Regions from separate parts of the Homo sapiens genome. Here region 2 is linked to region 1. A link is a contact called in ENCODE Hi-C or POLR2A ChIA-PET data. All regions are on one chromosome and are shown on one strand. The core of a region is the stretch at or near the end of the contact, and the rest is flanking DNA. Distances in the headings are between cores, read along the strand shown.

Evidence for each region. A loop is a pair of places that touch in the nucleus more often than their neighbours do. ChIA-PET counts read pairs that join two places held with the same protein, here RNA polymerase II (POLR2A).
Region 2: a loop to region 1 is called in a map of sigmoid colon, with 8 times the contacts of the local background. The contact joins the enhancer-like site here to the promoter of UBA5 in region 1. A Hi-C loop is called at or near these places in 1 of 168 maps with a recorded cell type or tissue (sigmoid colon). POLR2A ChIA-PET finds 5 or more read pairs at or near these places in 1 of 52 experiments (AG04449).

What each region holds. Positions count from the first base shown.
Region 1 is chr3:132,656,707-132,662,908 of GRCh38, forward strand. It overlaps UBA5 (ubiquitin like modifier activating enzyme 5), which reads left to right and starts at 3,623. Exons shown (of 12, transcript NM_024818.6): 1 at 3,623-3,992. The coding sequence starts at 3,832. ACAD11 (acyl-CoA dehydrogenase family member 11) reads right to left here and starts at 3,103. Exons shown (of 20, transcript NM_032169.5): 1 at 2,897-3,103. The coding sequence starts at 3,045. All of the region lies in intron 26 of NPHP3-ACAD11 (NPHP3-ACAD11 readthrough (NMD candidate)), which reads right to left. RefSeq lists enhancers at 3,405-3,943, 3,479-3,568, 3,939-4,218.
Region 2 is chr3:134,359,388-134,365,589 of GRCh38, forward strand. AMOTL2 (angiomotin like 2) reads right to left here. Exons shown (of 10, transcript NM_016201.4): 6 at 2,125-2,420; 7 at 719-1,026; 8 at 1-116. Among named protein-coding and RNA genes, the nearest start is that of MIR6827, 5.4 kb to the right of the region's middle. RefSeq lists an enhancer at 103-663 and a silencer at 1,960-2,254. Within about 2 kb of position 4,909, at least 24 of the 41 ENCODE cell types and tissues checked have a DNase peak (open chromatin) inside an H3K27ac peak, as active enhancers do.

The DNA of each region.
Region 1 (6,202 bases), core at 2,373-4,872:
TGGTCTCGAACTCGACCTCTGGTGATCCACCTGCTTCAGCCTCCCAAAGTGCTGGGATTACAGGCATGAGCCACTGCACCCAGTCTATTGTCAGATTTTTTAAAAGTCAATTTGGTGGTGTGAAATGGTTTCTCATTGTGTTGTTTTTTTTTTTTTAATTTGCATTTCCCTTATTACTACAGTATAATAAAGTTGAGCATCATCAAGTTTTCGCCCATTTTTCTGGTGAGCTATTATAGTTATATTCTGAATATTTTAACCATTATATGCACTGAAAATATTTTCTTCTGTCTTTTCACTTTAAGTCTTTTAATGAAAATTTATCAGTCATTTCCTTTGTGGTTTCTGCTGTTGTCTTTAAAATATTTTCTTCTCTAAAGTCAAAAATATAACTTACACATCTTCCAAACATTTATAGTTTAACATTCAGTTCTTTTATCTACCTGGAACTGTGTGAGATAAAGAGTCTAATTTCTATTTCTTCATACAGATAACAATTATTCCAGTATAACTTCTTGAAAAGTTCTTCTTTTCCCCCCACTGACTCTCAGTGCCAACATTGTCACTTATCAAACTTCTATAAATATGTGGGTCTTTCTGTGAACTCTCTGTTCTATTTTATTGGTCTGTCTATCTCTGTGCTAATATCATACCATCTTAACTCAAATTTCCCACCTTGTGGTTCTTTAAAAATGTTTCTGCTATCCTTAGCCCTTCGCTCTTACACATAAAATTTAGGAGCACTTTTTCAAATTAGAGAAAAAAATTAGGATTTTGATTGTCATTGCTTTGAATCAATAGATCAACTGGAAGAAAAAAGTTTGCAATATTGAATATTCCTATTCAACAACATGGCATCTCTCAATTTTTAAAATTCTTTTTAAGGTCCTAATAAAAGTTTTATCATTTCTCTACAAAGGTATTGCACATCTTTTACTTAGGTAATTTATATTTTTGATGCTCCTGTAAGTTTTTGAAAATTACATTTTAACTGTTGCTAAAGTAGAGAAATGCAGTTGATTTCTGTACACTGAACTTTGATAGTCTTTTACTGTCTATGTAGATTATTGGCTCTTTAATCCATGAATCACTTAATTTATAAACATGTATTTGTTAGCTATCTTCTGTTAAACTTTTGGTATTAAAAAAACACATATTCCTTTTTTTTTTTTTTTTTTTTGAGTCTCACTCTGTCACCTAGGCTGGAGCATGGTGGTGCAATCTTGGCTCACTGCAACCTCCCTCTCCTGGTTCAAGCGATTCTCCTGCCTCAGCATCCCAAGTAGCTGGGACTACAGGCACGTGCCACCACGCCCGGCTAATTTTTGTATCTTTAGTAGAGATGGGGGTTTCACCATGTTGGCCAGGCTGGTCTTGAACTCCTGACCTCAAGTGATCCACGTGCCTCGGCCTCCCAAAGTGCTGGGATTACAAGTGTGAGTCACTGCACCTGGCCAAAACACACATTTTCAAAATATAAAGATTGATTCTTTTGAGTTTCTGAGACTTCCTTCATGGCCTATGTGTTTTCAATTTTTATAAACTTTTTCATGTGTCCTAGAAATGAATGTGTGTTCTCTGTGGGATCCAGAGTTCCATATATATTTATTAAACCAAGCTTATACAACATTTCTGGAAGCAATTTTTATACCACAACTAATTTACAACTAATTTCATTTTTTGAACACGGTTATGGTTTAACATTCAGCTTGGTTCAGAATTAAGTATCTTTCAGTTATGTACCTCTTCAACACTCCTACAATATGAACGTTACTATCTCCTTTTTGCCAAAGCAGGACTAGATGTTCAAAGGGTAACTTGTCCAAATTCCACAGCAATTGAAATAGTTGAAATTTGAACTTTGATCTGTTTCAGTTTGTTACAACACAAGGCTTCTAGCCTAGAAATCTCAGCTATTCTTTATTCCACCTTTCCCTTCATCTTCCAATATCTATTGGGACATGGGACCTTTAAATTCTACACCCTAAAATGTTCCCTGATCCATCTCATTTATTATTATTTTCATTTTCACCAAAATCAGTAGTCAAAGAATATAAATGCTAGTGATAAAATACCACTAGCACACTATGTTGTTGCAATTTTTACGCCCTTTCACCTATATTACGGTATTTCATTTCATTAATAAGACTAATCAAAATAGGTATTACAACTTAGGAAACTAGTTCTCAGAGTGTTTATGTAACATATTTAAACTCCCAGACAGCAAGTGACAGATCCAGTTTTCTGAATGATAGGACTCTTTCTGTAGCCCTGTATTAGTAACAATGTTATTTTTAGAATAAAGTTTTAAGAATGTATTATCTATTGTAAAACATCAGACTAAAGCCAGATTCCCGGTGGGGAACGCTACTCTCAGGATCCTCTCACTCAGTTCCATTACCTCACTTCAAAAAACCTGAGGCCCAAAGTGGTGCTGTGACCTCCTAAGTGGAAAAGCTAGTACTCGAATTCGGATCCTCCATCTGGTGTCATTAACTCAGCCTCCCGGAATACGGCCAATCAAACGGAATTACACCAGCTTCTCAGAAAAAGATCTAATGGCTGTATCACAAAAGAAGGCATCTATTTCTCAGAATTTGTAGCCTTAATTGCCTTGGTGAATCCTCAAGGGACATAAATCCATCCTTTAACAAAGATTCCTTTGGATAGTAGAATGGTGAACGTTATTGCGCTTCCATTACCGCCCTCCAATTGGGAAGCCCCCAGCATCGAATTCGGAGGGCCGGCAATAGCAGCTCATGCCTGTAGGGTGCGTCCACTGACTGCAGGAAAAGCAATCAGGGTGGGAGAAACTTAGGAAACCACCCAGGGCCAAAGGAAGGAAAACTCAATGTACAAATTTTTTTCCGCTGGAGGCAAAGGCTGACATCCATACCTGTACTGGGCAATGGTCAGCGTAGCCTCACGTTCGGCCCCAAAGCCAGACAAGTGCTGGTTTAGGTAGGCCTCCAGGGACTTGCTGTCGAACTTGTGCTGGGGCAGCACTTCGGCCAAATCGGACTCGCCAGTAGCACCTGGCTTCATGATCACCCCCGCAGGCCACAGCAACGCGGCATCCACAGGTCTCGAGTGCCGAAGTCCTTCAGGATTGGGGCAACGTCCCCTCTAGAGCATGGGCCGAGGCCGGGGTGGGGTCTGGCTCCAGCCAACCGCACACAGCCTACGCGCCGTTGCTGAGCAACGCTTGCCCGCTGAATCCCGAGGTTTTAGCTCTAGTCAAGTGCCAAAAGAGCCCAATGTGTGTTCGGGTTTCAATTCTCCAGTCAGCGTCAGAGTTGGAGGCCTCAATTTTAAAGAAGGCAAAGCCATGGTCATCGTTGCGGGTAAGGAACAACGCAGAAGCCTCTTCCACCCCCAAATTTAATGCAACAGCAGGCGGAAGACCTGCAGGGTCCCGTTCAGAAAAAGGGCCGTCAGACTGTCGAGCCTAAGAATAAAAAGACCCTGTTTCTCTTAGATACCCGGTTAGCAAGGCAACATCGCTGGCCTCCTGCCCTGGACACTTATCACCCCGGTGCTGCTGCGGCCGGGTTTAGCCGGCCCAGCGAGGAAGGAAGCCGAAAGAGCCAGGTTTTTGATGAGGGGGAGCGATGTCTGCGACGCACCGGAAGCGGCTCCGAGGAAGGCCTGTGGGAGTCTCGGAGACGTGTCTGTCTGTGAGGCGCTGGGTGCACGTCCCCAGGGCTCTGGGCTAGGAAGGCAGCGGCGAGGTGCCTCCCCACGTACCCCTCGCGGGCCCAGCCGAGCAACGTGGGGCGAAGGCGGCGGCGAAGGCCCGGGCTGGGAGCGTTGGCGGCCGGAGTCCCAGCCATGGCGGAGTCTGTGGAGCGCCTGCAGCAGCGGGTCCAGGAGCTGGAGCGGGAACTTGCCCAGGAGAGGAGTCTGCAGGTCCCGAGGAGCGGCGACGGAGGGGGCGGCCGGGTCCGCATCGAGAAGATGAGCTCAGAGGTGGTGGATTCGAATCCCTACAGGTAACCTGCGTCGCCGGTCGGAGGCAGGCGCGGGGGACGAGGTCAGGCTCCGTGAGGTCAGAAGTGAGGCGCTTCCCACGTCCCGCTCATGGGGACGCCCGCCACCCTTTTCTTGGTCTGCGAATCCTGTTCCCAAATGGGCAAGGCCACATCTTAGTACTGATCGGAAGATATTCTTTCTCTTTTTTAAAAACCTCCAGTGAGTCAGCCATATGGTGCTGCTCCTGTGCCTGCTGAGGACGTGTGTCCAGTTTCCTATCACCCTTGCCTCTTAATTAGTCCGCCTCGCTGTGTATAAGACTGATAGTAAGAACTTTCAGAAGATGAGATCAAATATTAAACCTGCTAAGGTAAACTTTGAGTTTCATTAAAGGCTTATCAATGCATCTTAAATGGGGTCGGGGCGGGGGAGAGCGGGGTTAGCTCTATTCTGAGATATTCGGGTGCTCCTTAACATCTCAAACCATTCGACATTACCAAGACTGCCCAGGCCTCTCTTTTCTTCTTTCCTAACAAAGCTTATCAATTCAGCAGATGGAATATAGTGCAATGGTTAAGGGTAAGGACTCTACCGCCAGACTGATTGCAATTCAAATCTAACTACTCTCTTCGTAACTGCCTAACCTTTGGCAAGTTGTGAAACTTTCCGCTTCAGCTTCTCACCTGTACAATGAAGATAATAGTAATATCTATCTCTGTCATAGTTGTGGGGATTGAAAAAATCAGTATGTATAAAGGTCTTAGAGTAGCGCTTGTACATGGCAAGCCTTATACAAGATTTTATTGCTAGGTGCATTTAGTAGCAAGCAGTTATTGAGCTTTCACTGTGTAAGCACTTTACATGCATTGTCTCCTCCCACCAAAACCCTATGAGATTGCTACTATTTTACCCCCATTATATAAGTGAGAAAATTGAGGCTTAGAGAGCCACCTCAGGTTCATGCCTTGGTAGTAAATAATAAGGCCTGTCTTGCATTAGATTTGTCTTAATGTAAAATTCTCATGAACCGTCTCCCCAGTAAAAACAATTAAGTCGTGTAGCTAAAAATTGTATAGTGTTAAAGTAGATAAGGAAGATTTTATTGTTGCTTTTTTCCTTTAAAGAGCATAACAGTTTTGATTTTTAAAAAAGGTTTTAGTTTGTGATATATAAAGCCGCAGTAGAAGTCTTAGGGTGCACTGTTTTAACTGTGTTGCCAAATATGAACGGTTAATGGTCCAGAATTTTTAGAGATTAAATAAGCATGAACTGACATCTCTAATCAGAATAAGTGGAAACTATTTGACATTTTTAAAACATTTTAAAATTTTACAAATGAAGACTTTGAAATTTTCCCTCCAGAATGAAAAGCAGAGGAATATGGGTCATGAATTTAAGTTGTCTTTCAGACATTATTTAATATGAGATGATCCCTTGACATTGTAATTATAACAAAACTTTCAGAACTCAAGTCTAAATATGTAGTATTTTCTATCTGATTTGCACCATTGACTTTATTAAAATTGCTATACAGGAGATGGCAGTTTGATACCCAAAGCTGTTCACTGATATATGGAATTTTAATAAAGTTCAGCTTTAATTTTTTGAATTGTTCATACAGCAAATATTTACTGAGTACATTTTTGTCTCCAGTCCTCCTTGACAATATTATTTACTTTGTATTGAGTACTTATTGTGTGCAGACACTGTGAATATAAAGTAGACATGGTCTTTTCCCTCTAGAGCTTACCAGATGAGTGTGAGATAAATAGAAAAGTAAACATGCCATTGCAGTACAGGTGATAAGAATTATGATAAAGTACAGTGTTATTATTGATAAAGTACAGGTTATTGAATTATGATAAAGTACAAAAGGTTATAGGAAAGGGATATGTATGTGTTCAACACCATTTTAATTGCTTCAAGAGATACAAAAGAAATATAAAGCACCTGACTTTTGCTTCAGTTTGAGAGACTACATGGAGGTGGGATATTAAAAAACACAAGTAACCGTAAAATTATGTGTTATGGAATATAGTTATAAGCATGTGGAAAAATTGGAGAGGCTTTGAGATTAGAAAACCTGGTATCAAATCCTGGCTCAGAAACCCAGCTCAGAATACCACTTGCCAGTTAGCTGATTTTGGGCAGTTGATTAACCCAAACCGTTTCCCTCATCTGTAAAAGGGGGTTGCCATCCATGCTTCTCAGATTATTTAAAGATTGAAGG
Region 2 (6,202 bases), core at 3,659-6,158, 1.7 Mb after region 1:
ACTTGGCAGGCCGCAGGGAGCCCTGGATGGCCTTGCCAGGGTCTCTCCTGGAGCGCTGCTGAAGGACCTTGATCACTGCATCCTTCTCCAGGATCTGGGCATGGAGCACCTTTAACCTGAGGGGTGAGAGGCCATGCCCACATTGTCAGACCCACAGATCCAACAGCCTCCACCCTTCCTGCCTCATAGGAGTTAGAGGAAAAGCCCCCCCCAACTCCCCCAACCCTGCCAGGCTGGATCCTTCTGTGCTTGTAGCAGGGACCCAGAGAGGGCTTAGAAATGGCACCACAGCTCTGGAATTTGATGCTCTTAGAGCCCAGGCTCTGAAAACCACCAGTGCATAAGGCCCTGGGCCCTTCTCACACCAGCAAAGGCAGGCCATTAAGGATGGGTTCCAGATTCATCAGATGATAGTGGCGGCACAGCCCTCATCCTGGAGGGCGGCACTCCGGAGAGGGGAGGCAGGGCCCAAGCACTGGATGGCACCCAACACCTCCACAGTAAGAGTCTCCTGGGCAGACCAAGGACTCGGTATTTCTGGGCAAATGCATGTTTACAGTGCCTGGTGTGCCAATCATGCAGGTTCAGCTCAGAAGCAGGAGGGACTGCTGAGCTCTATGGGGAAAGGGGCCTGTTTATCAGGGATCAAGGGCAGGGCAGTGACTGGACATTGCCACCCACCCCCCCAACCTCAGGTGCCTGGCCTGCAATGCCGAACCTGCTTTCCATCTCCTGATGCCTGTGGCCACCAGTGAGCAGACCCTCATTGAAGCTGCTGCTGGGTGAGGGCTGGGGGGAATGTCGGATGAGAGTGGTGTCACGCTGAGCAGCAGCCGTGGCAGCCGCATCCATGGCAAACTGCCTCATGGCACGTTCCTCCAAATACTTCTGCTCCCACTTGGTCATGTCGGCCTCCAGCGCCAGGATCTGCTCCTCCTTCTCTCGCAGTTGTTCTGACAGTCGCAGGGCGCTGAGCTCTGGAGACCCACCACTGCCACTGCTACCACCTGGGGCACCTGCCTGTCTCTGCAGAGCAAGGAGTAGAGACCGTGGTCAAGGGTGCAGGTTGGGGTGTGGCAGCCACTGGTCTTCGCCTCCACACGACTGTCACTTGTACATGTACGTGTTCAGCCATACACAGCATACATTTCCCCATCCTTCCTCTACCGAAATGGGGATACAGCACAGGTCCCCATACCCCTGCCCTGAATCCTAGGGCAAGGGCATAGAGACCAGACAGATAATCCTCCAAACTGGCAAAGGGGGTGCTATCAATAATTATACTGGGAAAACTGGTGTACATTAGAACAGAACTGGGCAAACCAGGGGGTTCAGTCACACTACCTCTGTGGCAAGGGTAGGTTTGGGAGTGGAGAAATAACTCTATTTGGTTTGTAAACACCAAGAGTTGTTTACACAGAAGTCCGAAGTGAGGCTAAGCACAGTGGATCTGGACAACCATCTTTCCTCCCAATCTTGGGGAGGCATATAAAAGCTGGCTGGTGGCCAGACGCAGTGGCTCATGCCTGTAATCCCAGCACTTTGGGAGGCCAAGGTCGGCGGACCACGTGAGGTCAGGGGTTCAAGACCAGCCTGGCCAATATGGTGAAACCTCATCTCTACTAAAAATACAAAAATTAGCTGGGCGTGGTGGCGCACGCCTGTAGTCTCAGCTACTCGGGAGGCTGAGGCAAGAGAATGGCTTGAACCTGGGAGGTGGAAGTTGCAGTGAGCGTTCGCGCCACTGCACTCCAGCCTGGGCGACAGAATGAGATTCCATCTCAAAAAAAAAAAAGCTCGCAGGCCTTCTATATCCAGGTTCCTGACTTACTTTCTCTAGAGGTCAAGGACAACTAGCCCTGCTGCTGCCGAGGACAGGAGTCCCCCGAGGCTGGACATGGGCCAGGTGGCAGGGCCTCTACTAAGACAACGAGTGGAAGGGAGCACGCAGCAAAGGTGGAGCAGAGAGCAATCATCCTCGCCGCCTTCCAACGGGCCTGCAGCCTAGATCTAAGCAGGGGCTCCCGGGGCCTCAGCCCTGGCCTCCAAACCTACAGTCCCCGAGGAGGAAGGGAAGCCAACATCCTCAGATGCTGCCCTAGCCTGGAGACTTTCTCAGCTCACCTGCTGTGCACGCAGGGCCTTGAGTTCCTGCTCCAGGCGAGTCCGCAGACGCAGCTCCAGCTGCTCCCGCTTCTCACAGGCTGCCTGCAGCTGCCCGAGCGCCTGCTGCAGCCGCTCCACTTTCTCCACATAGGCCTGCTTCTTGCGCAGCTCCTCTTCGGCTCGAGCTGCCCGGCCCTGCGCATTGCCCAGAGCCTGCTCCAGCAGCTCGGCACGCCGCCGCTGGTCCTCGATGGCGCCGCGCAGCAGTGCCATCTCTCGCTCCAGCTTCTCTTGCTCCTGCTGCTGTTCGTAGCCTGTAGGGAGAAAGAGGCTTGATCAGTGACAGTGACCACGTTGGCTGGCCCCATTGCCTCCTGGGCTCAGTGCTGACCACTGGATGAGCACAGTTGCTTCTCATTCTCTCAAAAATAACAGGAATAAGGTACCACTATTAACCCTGTTTCATGGAAGAAGAAACCAAGGCTCATGTTAAGTCAGGAGTAAATGACAGAGCCCAATTCCAGGACCCTTGCAGTAACAACTGGGCTACCCTGCCTTTCTACTGGGACATACTGCCATGGGACAGCCCCAAACACCATCCACTTGTGCCAGGGGCACCATGTCTAAAACACATCCACAATATCCCTTGAACCTTGTGACGGCTCGAGACTGTTGAGGTAGGAACTGTGATGCCCATGTACAGATGAGAAAATAGAGACTCAGGTAGGCTGTGACATGGTCCTCCTTCCAGTGGGAGAATGAAAGAAGGGGGAACAGAACCACCATCGGCTGTCGGCACACCAGGCCCTTACACATCTTATTCCACGAATCCTCCAGCCCCTCCAGGGAGGATTTGGGATCCCCAACTTATAGGGGAGAAACATAGGAGGTGAATGGTGCTGCCAAATGGAAACCCCAGTTGGCCACACTACAAAGGCCCAGGCTGCCTCTGGCTACATGGTGAGGCGTTTGTACTTATAGGCCACCCAGAGCTCTGGGGCTCCTTCTGCAGACCCAGGCCGAGAGGTCCGTTGAGGGCTACATTTCCTTCCATGGTCTGAAAAGAACACTGAGATGTAAGCAACCAGGCTCAGAAGGAAATGCAAAGTCTGCAGTACAGTGAAAATGACTATGGCCCAAAGATTAGTGTGTAAGGGTCAAGCTATCCTGACTTTTAAATCATTTTGTTAATTGCCCAAAGAAACTGCTCAGAGGCCCTCTCCATAGGGCCAGGAGAAGCCCAAGCCAGACCACAGAGCCCTCCATCTGATGTTCTAGCCTTAAATCCACCTCCCAGGCACCTGCCCCTTGAGAGTCCCAGGCTGCCCCCTGAGGAGCAGGTCAGCTGCCTACCTTGCTGGAGAGCAGGTGGGGGGCAGGGCTATGGGCTCCCGCTAATGAACCTAAAGGCACTGTCTCTAGAACAGCATTCTGATTCAGTGGAATTTTCTGCCAGAGTGGAATTGTTCTATACGGCACCCTCCAATGCAGTGGCTACTAGACACACGTGCCACTGAGGACTGGAAATGTGGCTAGTAAGATGGGAGAACTGAATTTTAAATTTAATTTATTTTCATTAATTTCAATCTTTGGGCCACATGCAGCTAAGTACCTATCATATAGGACAGTGCAAGTTCTGGAACAGAAGGGTGAAGGCTTGAGACCTTGGCATGTGGAAGGGAGGATTCATTTACTCAGGTCCCTGGGGCAGGGCAGGGAGGACACAGAGGCAACTCAGGTTAGCTCTTGATTCATTTTGGATGTTTGAAGGCTGAGCCCAGGATGGTATCATTCTGTGGCATGGAGGAAAATACGAGGAAGTCCAATAATATTGAAACGGATGTGTTCATACTTCGCTGGCTTAACATCCATTGAGTGGGGTGTTAACATCCATTGAGGAGGGGCAGCCAGGTTGGGACTCAGGCAGGGAGGACCCTCCCCTAGTCCACCTGTGCGTTCAGTTTGCCCAGGGCCTGCATCTCATTTCAGCCTTAGCATGACTCTGTGGGGAAGGACTCTGTCTCATCTTATAGCTGGAGAATCTGGGGCGCAGGGAGAGAAGAAATATTCCCAAGGGGGTGGAGCTAACAGGCCAGCCTCAGGCCTCAAGGCCAGATCCCCAGGGGGCACTGCTGGCCTAGAAGGGCCAGAAGGGCAGTGCTGGGGGGCTGCGTGGCTTGCCTAGGAGGAAAAGCAGATGGCATTGGTGATAATGGCCACACTTTCCTAGTGTTGACTGACCCCAGATAAAAGGGAGGTCAATCAGACACCTCCCTTTGCAATAGCTACTAGGGAGCAAGGAAGAGCTGCTTGGGTTTCCTCAGCCCTGGGGGAGGAAGGGGCCGGAGGACCCAGCCCTCTGCTTCCAGAAGCTTCCTGCAGCCTTGTCCAACCTCTAAGGCCCTGGTGGGGGCTGGGAGGCTTTGAGCTCTGGCCATCCCCTACCAACAGGACCCTGATAAAACCTTGGGCCTGCGGGATCTCGGGAAGGAGAGCTCCTTAGTAAGAAATAAGTGGTCTGGGTGCGGGTGGGAAGAGGACGCCCGAAGGCCAGCGGAGGAGGGCAGGAAGGCAGGCGAGGCGCCGACGGGACCCGGGATGCGCCTTGGGCAGCGAGCGAGCCCCCACCTCCACGTTCCAGGCTCCCTTTGTGCTCACCCTCCCTCCTCCCAAAGCCGGGCGAAGGGCGCCAGGCAGCGCGCACGGGAGGGAGCGGCGGGGGGCGGGCCGGGAGCGGAACAGCTCGCGGCTCTGGAATGCCAGGCATCCAGGTCACCCGCGGCTGCAAGATTAATGGCTCCAGCGAGGAGCCAAGAACAGCTCGGCGCTCACTCGCTCCCCGGGGAGCGGAAACGCCTCCCGGCCGGCCCCCCTCTTCTCACCCACTAGCAAGCTCCCAGAAACCCGCCCCATGGCTTCCTTTCTTTGGCAGAGTCAGGCTCCAGAAGTCCGCCTTCCTCCACAGGCACCCTAATCTGCCGTGCCCTTGCAGCTTCTCCTCCCCAGACTCCTCAGGGAAACCCCAGGGCTGCCCCCTCCCCTTTCTCCCTCCTTCCCTTTGACTCCTTCCCAGAGACCTTAAGCCGCTGCCATCTCACCCCACCCAGCCAGAAGAGACCAGCCTACCTCCTGCCCCACCCTGTCAATTCCTTCAGTGCTGTGTTCCCCCATTCCCTGCCCTAGTCTTTGAACCCTCTTTGAAGGAAGATAGGGGTGCTGCCAGCCAGAGCTAAGTCCTCAAGCTGCTCCTCCATTTCTGCACCCCACACTACCCTTTGTGCCATTCACAGTAGGGTTCCTGTGAAGACTCAAAGCCATGTTTACCCAGCTACCAACCACTCCCATTCCACTTCTCTGCAAACACCTTGAACAGCACTAAAGCTCCTAGTAGGAGCTCAATAAATAACTGTTCTTAGTCTCTTCTGATTGCTAGAGCCTCCTGCTGCTGAGCTCAGGGCTCCCTTTGCCACCCACCCCATGTACCTCTTGAACTGCCCAATAGCTCCTTCACCTCTGGCTGGCTCTCCACCCCTGCCATCCCCACAGAGCCCCTCTCTCAGGCCACCGGGGCTCCTAATCACCGGTTTCTAGGGCCACCCCCGTTGTTCTTTTGCATCTGTGGGAACCTGCTCCTTTCTTAAGCTCACCACTTCCTTCCTGACCTCCCTGCCATGGTACCTTCCTGGGCCTGCTCCCATTCTCTCTTGAACATCTGCCAGTTGCTTAAAACACATCTGCTAATGAATGAATAAATGGACTAGTCAATGAACTTGCCCATTCTTCAAGGATGCTTAGACCGCCCCGTTTAGAATGCATCTGTTGGTTAAGGTCTAGGATCCCATTTTTGGCTGCCTCAGATGCCTCCACTTGGCTTGCTATGGCTCAGCTCCACCATGCCCCCCTACCTCTCACATTCCCATTGCACACTCCCGACCTTTCTGTTGCCAGGAACTCCCTGGGAAGCTCTCAGACCTGTCCTTCTCCTTCACCTCATCTGTCTTCAGGGCTACCTTGCCTCCCGCACTGCCCAATGCACTGCACTGGTGGTCAGCACCGAAGCTCAGCAAATCACTGCTCCCTGGCTTTCCCTCTTGTG